2 separate regions of the Homo sapiens genome follow, and region 1 is linked to region 2. A link is an interaction called in ENCODE POLR2A ChIA-PET data of the cell type or tissue named here. Cell type or tissue: PC-9. All regions are shown on one strand.

Region 1 (2,500 bases), 110 kb before region 2:
AGGAGCAGCTAGTGCTGATTTAAGTGGCATCAAGTGCAGAGTTTCCCAAACTACACAGTTTCTTTATTCAACCCCTTTTCATACAAGCACATATAAAATCACATGACAAAAAGAGAGAAAAAGCAATTCATTACTTTTCATCCCCATTTGATGTTAAGGTCCATGGTCCTGGCTACACAATCATTCACACATCCACGTACAGTTTTCACAAAGTATTTTTTCATACAGTAATCCGTGTAGCTTAATAGCATTAGCCACTAACAACGGTGTCTCCCTAAATGAAGCATTTTTAGCCCCTCTCTTACATCACCACAAGACGGAATACCTCTTTTCTTTCATTTTCCCAGAATCGATAACATAGACAACATCATCGATGGTTATGGATGTCTCAGCAATGTTGGTGGAAATTATAATCTTAGTTACTCCTGCAGGAGGTTTTACAAACACAGCCTGCTGCTCTTCACTGGATAAAGATGAATGAAGTGGGTGAATAACACATCTGGAAGGAAATAAAAGCACATGAAGTATTCTAGCACCTAGCACCGAAACTAGATTACAGTAGGTGAATTTCTACTAAAACCAACAATATGACTTCAGGTATTAGCAACTTCTCCACAACCTGTCCTCAGAGCTCAGCTCTTCTACATAGTAAAGTCTTGGCCGGGTACGGTGGCTCACACCTGTAATCCCAGCACTTTGGAAGGCTGAGGCAGGCGGATCACCCGAGGTCAGGAGTTTGAGATCAGCCTAGCCAACATGGTGAAACCTCGTCTCTACTAAAAATACAAAAATTAACCAGGTGTGTTGGTGGGCACCTGTAATCCCAGTTACTCGGGAAGCTGAGGCAGGTGAATCACTTGAGCCCAGGATGCAGAGGTTGCAGTGAGCTGACATCCTGCCATTGCACTTCAGCTTGGGCGACAATAGTGAGACTCCGTCTCGAAAAATAAAATAAAATAAAATAAAATAAAAGGTAAAGTCCTTTCTGATTTTTACAAAATATTTACTTAGTTCTAGGAACCAAAAACCTCATACCAACTTGGGAAAAATGTTGGAGTGTAATTCAGTAGTAAATAATGAAGAGGAATAAATAATTGATATTCTACAACCAACAAGCCTAGTGCAAACTAACCAGCAAAGAATTATTCTTCCTTTAAATACAAGATGAGCCTGTAACCCCAGCTACTTGTGAGGCTGAGGCAGAAGAATCACTTGAACCTGGGAGGCGGAGGTTGCAGTGAGCCGAGATCACGCCACTGCACTCCAGCCTGGGCCACAGAGCGAGACTCTGTCTCAAAAAAAAAAAAAAAAAAAAATATATATATATATATATATATATATATACACACATACATATATATACACATACACACACACACACATACATACACACACACAGAGAAGACAGGCAATGACAATGATGTAACCTCAGAAACTTCATTCTTACATTTTAAGGGAGTGTTCGTTTGTCAAATAGTTTTCCCCTTAAAAATGAAGACACACCCAGTGTGTCTTGCTCCTGGAATAGGAACTATTGAAGATGATTTTCTCTCATAATGGTAGGACTTCTTTGTTGTTACTAATGCTGCCTTTCCCCCACCTTCCCCCACTATCTGGGGCTCTGACATCTAAAATTACATGCAAATTTGCTGAGTCACTATGCTAAGTGAAGAGAATTTTTTTGAAACGGAGTTTCACTCTTGTTGCCCGGGCTGGAGCGCAATGGTGTGATCTCAGCTCACCAAAACCTCTGCCTCCCGGGTTCAAGCTATTCTCCTGCCTCAGCCTCTTGAGTAGCTGGGTTTATAGGTGCCGGCCACCACACCCAGCTAATTTTGTATTTTTAGTAGAGATGAGGTTTCTCCACGTTGGTCAGGCTGGTCTCCAACTCCTGACCTCAGGTGATCCGCCCGCCTCGGCCTCCCAAAGAGCTGGGATTACAGGCATGAGCCACTGAGCCTGGCCAATATTTTTCTTTAATAAAAAGGGAATAACTGATTTCCTGCAGCAAATAGGTTTGCTCATTTCCAGCTGGCATAAACAAATGTATGCTCGAAGACTGGTGCTCTTCCAGGGTCTAAAGAGGGTGATGATATCTTTAGAGGTAACTGCAATGGATGATTAAGAATATAGAAAGCAATTAGCTTACCGATTACTACGTCTGTTGTTGAAAAGAGAATTAGACTGTAGCTGTTCATAAAGCATTTTGATTTCTGCTAGTCCTGGTAAAAATACAAGTATAGCACCTGGGTATATAAAAAGAATCAATATGTGGGTAAGCATAGGCACAGAAAAGAAACAAGAAAAATTTTTTTAAAAAAGAATATGATAAATGAAGTAAATGAAAAACTAATATAGATTATAAAGCTGTTTTTAACCAAAATATGCAATAATCTGAGAATTTCGCCTGTGGTCTCAGCTACTCGGCAGGCTGAGGTAGGAGGGTTGCTTGAGCCAGGGAGGCGGAGTTTGCGGTAAGCCAAGATTGTGCCACTGCACT
Region 2 (2,500 bases):
CAGCATCATTAATTGAAAATACCTTCTGTTTCCCATTGTTGTATGTAGAAAGTCAAGTGGTCTTATATGGGTATCTAATTTTAGACTCTCCTTTTAAAAATTCCAATTATCAGGTAATTGACATCTTGACAGTATTGAGTCTTCCATTTAAAGAACATGGTATATCTCTTCATTTATATAGATCTTGAATTTTTCTTAGCAATATAACAGAAACTTTACTATTTACATCATCAATGTTTTTAGTTTTTAATTTATTTTTATCCATTTAGTTTTTCAGAGGTGGGGGTTTCCCTTTGTTGCCCAAGCTGGCCTCAACATCCTGGGCTCAAGTGATCCACCTGCCTCAGCCTCCCAGGTAGTTGGCACTACAGGCACAAGCCACTATGCCCAGCCATCTTTTTTTTTTTTTTTAAAGAGCATTTGCCTCCGTCATCCTATTCTGCTTTGGCCCAATGTACTCCCATCATCCTGGGACTTTCCAGTCTTCTTAAGAATTCCCTTTATATTTCTCCTCTGTTCGATTCCTGTTTGTTGCTGTTGTTGATTTTTTTCATCTTCTGTATCCTTGGTTTCTTGGTTTACTCCTGGTTTTGGTGGAACACATCATCCAGTAGTTTCCACATATGTAATCACTTGGCGGGTCCTTCTTGCCGGCTTGCTGTGCAGGTGGAGCTGATTTACTGCAACTGCTGTATTGCAATTGAGAAAAAGTTGAATAAACGTACAGCAAGCTATTGCAGCAGACCAGAGTTTATTACTCAAATCAATCTCCCTGAAAATTCAGAGACTGGACTTTTTTTAAGGATAATTTGGTGGGCAGGGGGTTATGCAGATGAAATCACAGGGATGTGGTCCTCATATGCTGAGTCAGCCTCTGGGTGAGGGCCACAGGACTAGTTGAGTCATGGGTGTAGGTCCAGGTGGAGTCAGTCAGCTTCCAGAAATGCAAAAGTCTGGAAAAATGTCTCAAAAGACCAATCTTAGGTTCTACAGTAGTGATGTTATCTATAGGAATAACCAGGGAAGTTACAAATCTTGCCACCTCCAGAACAATGGCTGATTATCATTTAACTATGCCTACATCTTAGTGTAATTCATAATATGAATTCATAATTCATAATCCTAAACTTTTGGCCTTTCATTAGTTTTTCAAAGCCAGTTTGGGTACCAAATTGGAGGGTGTGGGGTTAATTTGGGGAAGGGCTATTATCATCCTTGCTTTAAGTTGAACTATGAACTAAATAAATCCCAAAATCTCAGCCTATGCTCAGGAATGTACAAGGGCAGCTTGAGGTTAGATATAAGATGGAGTCAGCTATGTCAGATTTCTCTTGCGGTCATAATTTTGCAAAATGCTTTCACATAGTTGATTAATAATTTGGCCAAATAAGACATCTTTTTTCCTCATGATTTTGAAGCAATTGTTCCACTGTCCTCTAACTTCTAATTTTGCTATTAGGAAGTCCAGTACCATTCTGATACTCAGTTTTTTGCATGTTACCTGATTTTTCTTTTTCTTTTTTTTTTTTTGAGACGGAGTCTTGCACTGTCACCCAGGCTGGAGTGCAGTGGTGTGATCTCAGCCCACTGCAACCTCTGGCTGCCAGGTTCAAGCAATCCCCCTGCCTCAGCCTCCCGAGTAGCTGGGACTACAGCCGTCCACCACCACACCTGGCTAATTTTTGTATTTTTAGTAGAGATGGGGTTCACCAGGTTGGCCAGGCTGGTCTCCAATTCCTGACCTCGTGATCCGCCCACCCCGGCCTCCCAAAGTGCTGGGATTACAGGTGTGAGCCACTGTGCCCAGCCCGTTACCTGATTTTTCTATCTGGTAACTTTTAGGATCTTGTTTTTATTCGTGGTGTGCTAAACTTTCACAGTGATGTGATATGCCTTGTAATGATGTGAGTCTTTTTTATTAATTTTGCTGGGCACAAGGGTCCTTTTCTCTGGAAATACATGTCTTGGGATTTTTTTTTTTTTTGCCTGTTATTAATTTGATAATATCTTCTCATCCATTTTCTTTCTTTTTTCTGAAACTTCTACTAATTTGATGTTGGACCTCTTGGATTGATTTCTCAACTGCCATCTTTTGCTCTTCTATTTTTCTTCAATACATCTCTCCTTTCTTTTTTTTTTTTTTTTTTTTGAGACAGAGTCTTGCTCTGTCACACCCAGGAGGAGTGCAGTGGCATGATCTTGACTCACTGCCACCTCTGCCTCCCGGGTTCAAACTATTCTCCTGCCTCAGCCCCCTGAGTAGCTGGACGACAGGTGCACACCACTATGCCCAGCTAACTTTTGTATTTTTAGTAGAGATGGGGTTTCACCATGTTGGCAAGTCTCGACGTCTTGACCTTCTGATCTGCCCACCTCGACCTCCCAAAGTGCTGGGATTACAGGCGTGAGCCACCACGCCCAGCCCCTCTTATCTTTTTTTTTTTTTTTTTAAGAAAGGGAGATTTCTTTTCTTCATCTTCTACCCTTTTAATTTTTTCTA

What was found. ChIA-PET counts read pairs that join two places held together with the same protein. Peaks named below come from ENCODE experiments on the same cell type or tissue, not always from the same donor. Only the 100,000 strongest peaks of a DNase experiment are listed, where the experiment ranks them.
Region 1: POLR2A ChIA-PET joins it to region 2 with 5 read pairs; 2 of 35 experiments call an interaction of 5 or more read pairs at or near these places.

What each region holds. Positions count from the first base shown.
Region 1 is chr2:38,826,191-38,828,690 of GRCh38, forward strand. DHX57 (DExH-box helicase 57) reads right to left here. Exons shown (of 24, transcript NM_198963.3): 14 at 2,150-2,246; 15 at 326-499. Among named protein-coding and RNA genes, the nearest start is that of DHX57, 48 kb to the right of the region's middle. RefSeq lists an enhancer at 1,497-1,791. In PC-9, no CTCF peak of the experiment used is centred here; a DNase peak (open chromatin) is centred at 1,561; H3K27ac peaks cover 1,065 bases.
Region 2 is chr2:38,940,036-38,942,535 of GRCh38, forward strand. The region is part of intron 9 of ARHGEF33 (Rho guanine nucleotide exchange factor 33); the gene reads left to right. All of the region lies in intron 2 of LOC105374471 (a long non-coding RNA gene), which reads right to left. Among named protein-coding and RNA genes, the nearest start is that of ARHGEF33, 51 kb to the left of the region's middle. In PC-9, no CTCF peak of the experiment used is centred here; no DNase peak of the experiment used is centred here.